2 separate regions of the Mus musculus genome follow, and region 2 is linked to region 1. The links are chromatin contacts, found by POLR2A ChIA-PET in ENCODE. All regions are on one chromosome and are shown on one strand. Each heading gives the region's core, a stretch centred on a gene start or an enhancer-like site at or near the end of the contact. The rest is flanking DNA. Distances are from core to core; before and after follow the strand shown. Region 1 holds the start of Cdk2ap2 (CDK2-associated protein 2). Region 2 holds the start of Ankrd13d (ankyrin repeat domain 13 family, member D).

Region 1 (5,495 bases), core at 833-3,332:
AAAGGCATGATTAAATGCCAGGTTTTGTTTTTTTTGTTTGTTTGTTTGTTTTTTTGTTTTTAATTTGAGATTTGTTTGGGTTTTTTTTAAAGATTTATTTACTTTATATATCTTGAGAACACTGTAGCTGTCCTCAGACACACCAGAAGAGGGCACTGGATCCCACTACAGATGGTTGTGAGCCACCATGTGGTTGCTAGGAATTGAACTCAAAACTTTTGGAAGAGCAGTCAGTCTTAACCACTGAACTATCTCTTCAGCCTTTTGGTTTGTTTTTTAATAGTCTTTTAAAAGGAGATTTATGGGCTGGAGAGATGGCTCAGCGGTTAAGAGCACTGATTGCTCTTCCAGAGGTCCCGAGTTCAAATCCCAGCAACCACATGGTGGCTCACAACCATCTGTAACAAGACCTGATTCCCTCTCCTGGTGTCTGAAGACAGCTACAGTGTACTTACATATAATAAATAAAATAAGTCTTTAAAAAAAAAAACAGGGAGATTTATTTAGCTGGGAGTGGTAGTGCATGCCTTCAATCAAAGCATTCAGGAAGAAGAGAGAGGATCTCTGTGAGTTTAAGGCCAGCCTGGCCTACATATTGAGTTCCAGGTTAGCTAGAGCTAGATAGTGAGACCCTTTCTCAGAAAAAAAAAAAAAAAAAAAGTCTAGGGTGTTTTCTCTGACTGTACGTTTGTGTACTACCTGCTTGCTAGGTGCCCACTGAGAACAGAAAGAGATATTGGGCCCCCTGGAAATGCAGTTACAGATGGTTCTGAGGCACTTTATGTAAATGCTTAGAATTCTAACCTGGGTCCTCTGGAGGAGCAGCCTGTCCTCTTACCTGCTAAGCCATCTCTGCAGTCGCTTTTTTAAAAAGTGAGTTGAGGGCTAAAGCAGCAGTTCTGCAGACATATATGCAGACAAAACACTCGTATACATAAAATAGTTTTATTTTAATTTTAAAGTGAATTGATTTCAAGGAAATAGGAACTAGATGGCCAGACCCAGGTGGGAGTTTCATTAATGACGTCAGAACAATAATCAACCATGCTTCAACCCATATGGGGCTGGCTCTCATCTCTATTTCTCTACCCACTTCCAAGTTTACTTTCCAGGTATTACTGTCTTCATGTTTCATGAGAAAACGGAAACCTATTAGGGCAAGAAACTGGCGTGTGACTGTAATCCTTTAGCATTTCCGAGACAAGAGCATCAGGAATTCAAGGTCACCCTCCCCTACCCGGAGAGTTCGAGTTCTGACTGGGCTACTTGAGACCTTGTCTCAATCTCATCCCACCCGCCAAAAAGAGTCCAGGAGGAAACCATTAATGAGGTGTTGAGATTCCAGCCAAGGGTCTTGACCAGGGTCCTGACTTGACCTAACGCAATTCTTGATCTATGATGCTCTATCATTGTCTGTGGAGAGAGTAGGGGACTTAGGGTTCAGTGTCGAGCAGCGTCGTTGGCTGCCTTGGACCCACCTGCCTAGACCGAAGATTCAAACCAATCCAGAGAAGGAGCTTGGTAATGACTTTGGTGAGGGAACCGTTGCCATGGGAACAAATACAGGCCTGAGGCGCGCACATGCGCACAGCCGAAGGGGGGGGGACACGGAACCAGTGAAAGGTGACGTAAAACGCTCGGGGTAGGGCGGAGTGCTCACACTGTGGGAGCCGTGGCCTTGGGAGTTCTGAGCGGAGGGAAGTCGCGAAGCGGTGAGGACGAAGTGTGTTCGGCGGCCCGCCACACACCACCGGAGCAAACCGCGGGGACCAGACTGGCCCGCTGCCGAGGCCCCGCCTCTTGGACCTCGGGACTAATCGGATTGAAAGCGCGCCGGCCCCGGGCCCCGAACTCGCCAATTGAGGAGGACGACTGTCACCGCCCAATCCGGGGCAGACAGGTGCGAGGTCCGGAAGGTGGAGGCCAATCGGCAGCGGTTGCGCCCTGCGGGGGCAAGATTCAGCCAATGAGGAGGCTCGAGTGACAGCTGAGCGCGCCAATCGAGAGTGAGGACCGATCGTGCCCGCCCACCCTTCCGGCCGGAGCTCTATTTACCAGGGGCGTGCAGCTCGCTTGCCAATCAGAGTGCGGCTGAGCTGCCGGACAGCCAACCCCAGAGGAGCGGCCGGCTGGCGGCCGCCGCACTGAGGAGTTGGGATGTCCTACAAACCTATCGCGCCCGCCCCCAGCAGTACCCCGGGCTCCAGCACCCCCGGGCCAGGCACCCCGGTCCCTACAGGTGAGGCTCCAACTCCATCCTTGTTCGCCTTGTCCGGGCAGTCGAGGTCTTGGAGAGAAACCGCTCGAGTTTTGCAATCCGGGGCCTGCTAGACGAGCCTGGCTCAGCCTCAGTTTGCTGGCCTGAGAAGTGGGCGTGGTCACGTAGAGCTTGTAGGTGGAGCGCAGGGGGGAGGAGTGTGTCTCCGAAGTTGTTCAGAGTGGAATGAAGAAGCATGCCGTTGGAGGTTAGTCAAGGGAACAGTCCTGGGCTTGGAAATCTGTGACGAGGCCCTTGTCACACTCTGACCTCTTGCTGGTGTCGTTGCAGCCGGGAGTGTCCCATCGCCATCGGGCTCAGTGCCAGGAGCTGCCGCACCTTTCAGACCGCTGTTTAACGACTTTGGTCCGCCCTCCATGGGGTATGTACAGGTGAGTGTGGCCAAGAGCTTGCTTATGGCTGAGGACAGGAGATCCCCTCGGGGTCTGAGATCACGTCTGTATTTTCTTTTGACACAGGCGATGAAGCCACCTGGTTCCCAGGGCTCTCAGAGCACCTACACGGACCTGCTGTCTGTCATAGAGGAGATGGGCAAAGAGATCCGGCCCACCTATGCTGGTAGCAAGAGTGCCATGGAGCGCCTGAAGAGAGGTAAGTGAAGCCACAGGCCTGCCCTTGCTCTGCCCAGGACACAGACACTGAACTTTAAGACAGTTCAGTAAGGATGGAGGATATCTAGAGTCAGGACAGGACATTTGGGCCAGCCTCGATTGGAACAGAACGTGTACCTAAGGAGGGGTTTTAAATGAACTTTTCCATTTTCAAATGAGTCTGTTTCCAAGAAGGTGCCTGGGAACTCGGATTAGCCAACCCTTAATCCCATCCATCCTCATTAGATTAGAGGTGCTCTTGCTGAACCATGGAGCGGTGGGGGAGTGTCTGCTCTGAAGGGTGGCTGTGGACTGTTTCTGGGGCCCTGTTTATTACTTCCCCATCCTCACCGCACCCCAGGCATCATCCACGCTCGGGCACTAGTCAGAGAGTGCTTGGCAGAGACAGAACGCAATGCCCGCACGTAACAGGAAGCACCTTGACCTCCTCGCCGGGACCTTTCTGGCCACTGCAGAGCGCCTGCTTCTCCCTGGCCTTCGCGCCCCAAGTTGCTTCCTATCCTGGGCTTCCTGTCCTGTGTCCCTTAGTGGGCACCCTCCAGGAACCAGGTAGCAGATCTTCGTCCAGTTGGCTGTACAAACTGGTCTCCTCCCTCTGTGGGAGTGCTGGGAGGCCACTGGGAGTCCCTTCCATGACCTGCTCACAGTGCTGATCTGACGGGAGCTTGCTCCTCTCTGTGGCCCCACCACACAGCACTTACTCCTTAACTCTTAGCCCAGGCCACCTCCTGCCTCTTCAACAGGAGTGCAGAAGACCTTCCTGCCTCATCTCTGGGGCCACAGCCGACTCTTTTTTTGGTGTGTCTTTTACTAAATATGTCCTTTTTGTATAAATAAAAGATGCTTTGGAGTCATTCTCTCAGCCTTTCTGTGTGTGGTTCCTCTGGGGAAGCCTGAGTGGGCAGAGGGGAAGGGCAGAGCAGGAACTGGGAAGGGCGCTTGAACCGAGCTTTGCCTTCCCATCTTGTCCATTGCTACCTCCAGCTCTGCGCCTTGCAGCTGAAGGCCAGACAGAACACCAATGATGTCTGCATAAGGAGGTGCCACCAGGGGGCAGCGTAGGGCTTGGCTGCCTTCACAGCTGGAGGCACTATTGGACAGCCGGAGCCTAAAGGGCCCTTCCTGTAGATTGGCAGGCATGCCTGGCAGGGTGGAAATACCAGTTCACTTAAGCCTCTCCCGTGAACGTCCTAATGCCCCTACACCAGCTCCGCTTTAAAACCATCCTTGGAAGGCTCTAAATACACCGGGTCCCTGACTCCTAAGGGAGGCAGTTAGAGGCTCCTTCCCCCCCACCCCCAGCACCTTGGCTTGATGCTGCTATCCACTGTCCTGACAACTTCCACAAGGCTGGGTGTGGCTCCATGAGCCAGCCCCGGGTGTCTCGGCCTTTGTACAGAGTCGGAGCAGTTAGATGGGTGTCCAAATTTGAGAACCTAGCAAACATAGTAGGGAAGGACTTGGGCTTCATTAAGGGGATGGCCTCTACCTGGGCATGTAGCTAAGTAACCGTGAAATGCCAACCTAGGCAGAGGCAATTGAGAACTTCCAAATTCTGGCTAACTTTGGGGTACAACATTTCCTCTAACCTGGGCTCCCCCTAGGTCAAATCCCACCTCTTCAAAGCACACAGGAGGGCTGCCCTGACTGGGCCTGGGTGGGAAATGAAACCAAGAATTCTTGGGGTGTCCAGACAGCACAGAAATAAAGAACTGGAATTTGGGGCCCGGCCTCTTCCCCGTCTGTCTTGGAGAAGGAAAGCAGGGGCCAGCCTTGCTGCGCCGCGGGCGGGGCTGCCCCGACCCTGCCGGGGTGGGGAGGACCAGCCGGGCCCAGGAAAGGGGCGGGGCAGCTGCAGTGACGCGGCGGGGAGGGACAGCAGGGGCGCCGGCGGGCAGACCGGGAAAAAGGTCGGGGCTATGGGCCGGCTCCGCGCCTCCAGAGGGTCGGGCTCCATCTGGAAACCGAGGCCGGGACTGGGGGCACAACGGACTCCCACCTTGGGGTCGACCACCCCTGCCCCGGTTGGGTGAGGGGCGCCCACCAGAAGCTAGAGGTGAGCGGGGACGTCGGTGAGCGGGCGGGTCAAGAGCACGTCTGGCGACAGGGACAAGGAGCTGAGGGAAGTGAGGACAGAGGGCCTCTCGCCTGCCCGCTGGGTGCAAGGTGGGGGTGGAGGGGTGTCTGCAGCGGAACTGTGGCGCCATGCCGGGACGCAGGTGGGCAGAGTGGGCCTCCCAGGGCGGAGGCCAGAGGGATACCAGTGGACCGCTCCTACACCAGCCTGGAATGGGCAACCTCGTGGGAAGATGATGGGGTGGCTGTAAGGACGAATGGAAACTCAGCGAAAACCAAGGGTACATACAGTTCAGGAACCGGGTACCTTCTAGGGTGGTAAAAGCAGGTTTTGGGAGGGGGGGACGGACGGAGGTTTTGTTTTGTTTTTTTCTTCTGGCACCGTAAGGTAAGTTAGTATTAGCAGAGTTGCAGAGGCCCATTGGGGGTCGCTTCCTGAAAGATATCTTGGCGGACAAGGGTCTAGGTGAACGTCTAGGAGTGGAGTACACAGAACCCCACCGACTTCAGGGGATGAAATGGTGAAGGGG
Region 2 (5,495 bases), core at 759-3,258, 190 kb after region 1:
TCCAAGTCTCTGCGGTCAACTGAGCCCCACTCACCCCAGCTAGTGAACTCCCATTTCATTTCCACGTAGAAATCAGGGGCCTAAGAAAAACCAGAGCTGCCTGTTAGGAGCCATGGCCTGGTGCCACAGCCAAGTAGGCCTTGGGCCTCACAACTACTCTTTGGGAGCCCACAAATTCTGATGCACTGCTGTGGCCCAGCTATACTCCCACTCCAAACAAACCATGCCAAGGAGAGAGCCCAAGTAGGCCCTAAAATGATCTACACATATAAAAGTTATAAGCATTGGGGGCCTAGAGCTAGTTTTGACATGGGCCATAGCCCACTGTGGGGCCCTACGAGGTCCTCTGTCTTTTCTGTGTCTGAGTCCTTTATCTGTAAAGAGAACACAATGATCCTTCCAGACCTTCCCACATGTGAGGAGCACAACTGTGCCTCTGTCCTTTGTGTGCTTCGGATGCACAGGACTAGGCACTCCAGGGTCCAGGCCATCTCTACCCAGTCACCTTTCTGGAAATTTACATTCTCTAGGTGACCCAAGGCCTACCATTCTATCCAAGAGATTCCTGGTATCAGGGACCCTTAGTGCTGGTGAATGTCTTCCTTGCAAAAGACCCAGTCTCATCTGCATGGGCCTGGGATCCCATATTTCTTACATGACCCTTGGCAGAGGTTGAGACACAGATGGTGGGAAAGCGTCTCGCACAACCTAGATACTCCTCCAAGGCCAGGCTTATCACAGGAAGACGGAGCGCCTGTTATACCCCACTTCTTTACTCTATGGTAATACCTGACGGAGTTTGTTGAGCAGTTCTGGAATGCCAGCCAACCTCTGTGTGGCCCTCTGGAAGTCCCGATACTGGAGTACCAACTGTACCATCTCAGGGTCTCCAGTGCTGACTGCCTCCTGCAGGACTGGAGATGAGCAACTGCTGGGGTAGCCCTCTTAGCGCCCCCAGGCACGGTTACTTACTCCCCCTGCCCCCCATTCACCAACCTGGAAGCTAGTCTCAAGGGAGGACCCTCTGCCCTGCACAGTACCTGCCCAGCCCTGGTGGCTCTCTTTGCCCACGTTGGCATTATGTCGGAGGAGGACTCTCACAGACTCCAAGTTCCCCAAGGTCACAGCAAGCTCCAGGGGGGTTCGCCCTTGGGGGTCCTCCTGCTCAATGTCGTGCTAAGGGAGATGGGTCACTCAATACAAGGCAAGAGAGGGCCAAAGCAAGGAGGTCACTGGATTGAAAAGGGCTGGAGTTACTATGGGTAACCAGGTCAGTGAGAAGATAAGAGTGTGGCCTATGTGGACTGGAAAGTGTCGGGGTAAAGGGGACAGTAAGGGCCAGTGGGAAGGAACTGCTCATTTCTTCTGCCCTCTGCTATCCAGAGTTGAGGGCCTGGTGGTGGAGTCTAGCAAGACAGATTCAGGCTAGGGATGCTGAGAGTTTAGACCAGCTTGAGGGCTAGAACACGGTTCTTGTCCTCATTCTAGCTCAGAGGTGATGAGGGTGAATCCTGAGCTTAACGCAATACGAAGGGGGCAGATAGCAGAGCAAGGCCCAACCAAGGGAGATGCGCTAAACAAATGCTCAAGCTCGAGGGCAGGTGACCAGGGATTTGGAAAGAGCTGGACCTAAGGAGTCAGGATGCAGCTGCGGAGCACAGCAGGGGCGGTGAGCTGCGGAGTAGATTCCGTACTTTGGCACCGGGGCTTGGGGAGGAAACCAACCGAATCGGATCCCCTTCAGGGCCTCACCTTGCGGCTGTGCAGTGCGGCCTCCAGTTCGCGGTGCCGGTTCGCCCAGACTAGCCGGTGCAGCGGGAAGGTGGGGCCCAGGCCGGCCATGCTGGGCTTCAGCACCGCATCCCGAGCGAAAGGCCCAGCCCTTCTTGGCCTGCGCCTGGCACGTCCCCTGCTCCTCCGCTCTGAGCCGCACCTCAGCCGCACCCGCTGCAGCCCCGCGGACCCCTGCTAGAAGCCGCCGCAGCAAGAGCGAAGGCGGCAGGGAGGGCGGGGCGGGGATCTGGGGGCGGGGCTACATGGAGTTAGGGCGTGGCGTCGGGCTTCGCACACCCTCGCCTCCCGTAGCTACGGCAACCACTGCAGGCCTGCGCGCTGGGGGCGGGCGGAGTGTGTGTGGGGTGCTGTCCAGTCTCCAGGGCAACCACATGCGCCCCAGGAACAGCCGGAACTTCATTTTGAAGCGCCATGGTCGGTGGGGTTGTTCCGGAGGGCGGGGCATAGCTGCAGCTCCACCCGTGCCCGCAGGGGGCGCCCCAGGCCCTGGGCAAATCTCTTAGTGGTCAGAAAGGTGAGGGAGGAGGGAACGGAAGGGGAGTGGGGTAGGCTCGGTGGCACTGGGATTGGGCCAGGGTCTGTTGTTCTTGCAGCCCCCCCCGCCCCCACCCCCCCCCACCCCCGCTGACAATGTGTCCTTCTGTCTAGCCCACTCCTGAGTTCCATCAGCACCGACTTGTCTTTTATAGGCGGGTGGGATGGGAAATCTTGACCTCATCCCTGCCAGCACAGGCGCTTAGCTTCTGGAGATGGGCACCCCGCAGCAACCCCTAATGCTGACCAGTCAAAGCTTTCTTTCCCGAGGATCTGTCTGGCCTTGATGCCTGGAAGACAGCAAGGAATCAGGAACAGGAATATTGTTGGGGTTGGGGGACATAAGCTCAGCTTCCTGGCTGGGTGATCGGCCAGGGTGCACGCTACCACCACAGGAGTCCATTTTGCAGAGGCTGCATTTTACTGCCAACAGGGAAGGAAGGAGAATTTCGAAACAAGGCTGGCACTTCCACTCACACAGGATCTAGGGTTCAAGCAGCCAGCCAGCTTAGTTGGGACCCTTGGTTATCTTCAGTCCTACCATGGGTTCTCTGATCCTGGTCTTGCTGGGTGGCGAGGGGGTAAACCAGACTTTCCAAAACTGACTCTGGTCTGTTTCTCTATTTTTAAATCTTACATTCATTTTTGTGTGGGGGTGCTCATGAGTGTGGAGGTGAAAAACCAACTTTTGAGAGTTGGTTCTCTCCCATCCTTTAACTCAGGTTGTCAGGTTTGGCAGCAAACACCTTCATCGGATGGCTCCACCTCCCTATCTGTTAAACTTAGTGTGATGGAGAAAGGCCATCTAACTGAGGTTCCCTTCCTGCCCAAGGATGTCCTCATCTCTTCAGCCTGATTGCCACCTTTCTCCCTGCGATCGGGTGGTTTATAGCAGTCCGGGATCTAGGCTACCCACCGTGTGTGCTGTGGTCAGGTCATCTACGATGTCTGGACTTTGGGAGGAACTCAAGGCCCTGAGCTTCTAAAGGTCCAGAGCTCTGCAGTTAGGTCCTGCTGGTCTCTGCTTCTGTCAGAGACTTCCTCCTCAGCATCGTCACCCTGGCCCTGGACGGCCTAGGACTTGCTGCAGTCTTGAGCATCTCTCCGCCAGTCTTTACTGCTCTGACATCGACCCTTCTTTCCACATGGACCTCCCTCTCCTAGCTGACAGCTTGTCCACTCCCATCTGATATCACTTCCAGGACACCTCTGGTCTTAGGTATTCCATGCTGCCATATTAGGGTGTCAGAAGCCAAGTCCAAACGCCTTTCTCTCTTCCTTCCAGGCCAGCTGTGCTCTGAGCTATCATCACCTCTTTTTTGTTGTTTTGTCTTTTGAGACAGGGTCTCACTAACTAGCCCAGACTGTCCAGGAACTCTCTCTCTGAGGACCAGACTAGACCCAAACTCACAAAAGTGCTGGGATTAAATGTGTGCTCTGCCATGTTCAGCTCCACCTTACCTCTTGACCAACAACATGGCCTCCCTCACACGCTCCCTCAGTGTGGCCTGGCTTACTACACTGTTCCATTTTTTCCTCTCTGGCGTCTTTCACCTCTTCCTTCACAATCACCAATTACAAGAACATCTTTCCTGGACAGAAGCAATGGTCCTATCTCCCCACTTCTTGCAGTGACCAGCTATTTGTTTTAGAGCCAGTTCTAATGACTGCAGCCTGCCCTAAAACTTGAGACCTAGCTAGACATGGTAGCAAACCCCTGTAATTCCAGCACTTGGGAAGTGGGGGCAGAAGGGCGAGGAGTTCAAGGCCATCCTTAGCTACACAGTGAGTCTGAGGCTAACATCTGCTAACCACCCAGAGCCAAGCAAGTTCAGCCCCCGGTCTGTTCAACGCTCCAGGATGCAGTCACTGAGTGATCTGGGACTGTGCTAAGTTAAGGCTGGCCTTTCAGGGCCCCAAGGCCTGGTTCCTTCCATTGCAGTTTGCTGTCTTAAGTGCTTGACCATTCCTGATCTTAGAAGCATCTCTACGAATGACTACACTAATGCTGGAGGTACAGCTCAAATGCCATTTCATCCAAGACCTCACAGCATCTGCCCCAGAATTCTCTCCTCCTCTGTGCACTGAACAGGAAGGGCAGTGGTGCTCACAGGCTGTCTCTGGCCAGGCCTGGAGCAGGGGCACAGGAAGAGGAAGGTCATTCCTGGGAGCACAGGCTTGATGCTGATGCTCAAGCCAGAGGCCAGGAGAGCTTACACAGTGAGGCCAGTGCCAGCCAGACACAGCCAAAGGCTCAAGAGATGCAGTGTGGAAGAGAAAACAGATGTGTGCCGAGAGGAGTGGGGATTAACACAGTGCTTGACGTGCAGGGGCAACTTGCTGAAACCAGTATACCCCCAGCCATTCCAACCATGACAGCTGACGAGAACTACTACGGCTACTCCTGCTTATGTGGGAGGCGAGCGGAATAATTACTCCACCAGGGAGGGGAGGACGGGTTACTAAGCTCCTCCCCTTTCAGGCCCCAGACTGAAGTGACTGAAAAATAGTCACCAGGCACAAAGAGTCTGAGACAGCGAGGAGTCAGGCACCATTTTTTATAAAAACGCATAGTCTCATTTTCCACTCTTTAAAATCACATTCAAAAATCGGCAAAGAAACGCCCTAGGAGTGAGTAGACAAGAGGGGAGGGTGTGCCCACCCAGCCCCCAAGGGGAGAGGGCGCGACACCACACACAGCTGCGCGACTGGCACAAGGGGTCATGCGGTGGGCAAGGTGGCACCTGTGGGCAGTGGCCACTGACATGACATGGGCTAAGGGGCTGGACAGTGTGGGTGGGGGCACACTGACCAGCCAGGACAGGGAGGGCTGGCCCCAGCTGGGTTCTTATGCTGTGCCACCCACCTGCCCAGGCTGTCCCACTGTGGTCCTGGGCAGGTGAGCCTCACCCAGCCCAGGGTTAGGGATCTAGGTTCAGGCTAGGCCAGTGTGGCCCAATCCACAATTGTCTTTTCTATGCTCCTGAGTCCAGGCACGCAACAGGAAGAAGAGGGGACTTGCAGGGAGGCCAGCAGCAGCCACTGCCAATGGCAGCCTCCTGATGAGGCAGTGGTAACACACAGGCTTTTCCTGAACAAGGACCCAGGAGCTGTCACTGTGGGAGACCTCCTAGTCTGAGGAGACAAGGGCCTTCTCTCACCAGTGG

What was found. ChIA-PET counts read pairs that join two places held with the same protein, here RNA polymerase II (POLR2A).
Region 2: POLR2A ChIA-PET joins it to region 1 with 12 read pairs in Patski. The contact joins the promoter of Ankrd13d here to the promoter of Cdk2ap2 in region 1. POLR2A ChIA-PET finds 5 or more read pairs at or near these places in 2 of 5 experiments (Patski and embryonic stem cell).

Annotation. Positions count from the first base shown.
Region 1 is chr19:4,095,269-4,100,763 of GRCm38, forward strand. Cdk2ap2 (CDK2-associated protein 2) reads left to right here and starts at 2,083. Exons shown (of 4, transcript NM_026373.4): 1 at 2,083-2,239; 2 at 2,549-2,649; 3 at 2,737-2,869; 4 at 3,230-3,749. The coding sequence starts at 2,158. The coding sequence ends at 3,297. Pitpnm1 (phosphatidylinositol transfer protein, membrane-associated 1) reads left to right here and starts at 5,354. Exons shown (of 23, transcript NM_008851.4): 1 at 5,354-5,495.
Region 2 is chr19:4,281,129-4,286,623 of GRCm38, forward strand. It overlaps Ankrd13d (ankyrin repeat domain 13 family, member D), which reads right to left and starts at 2,009. Exons shown (of 15, transcript NM_026720.2): 1 at 1,753-2,009; 2 at 1,041-1,176; 3 at 790-914; 4 at 35-80. The coding sequence starts at 1,842. Grk2 (G protein-coupled receptor kinase 2) reads right to left here. Exons shown (of 21, transcript NM_001290818.1): 21 at 4,871-5,495.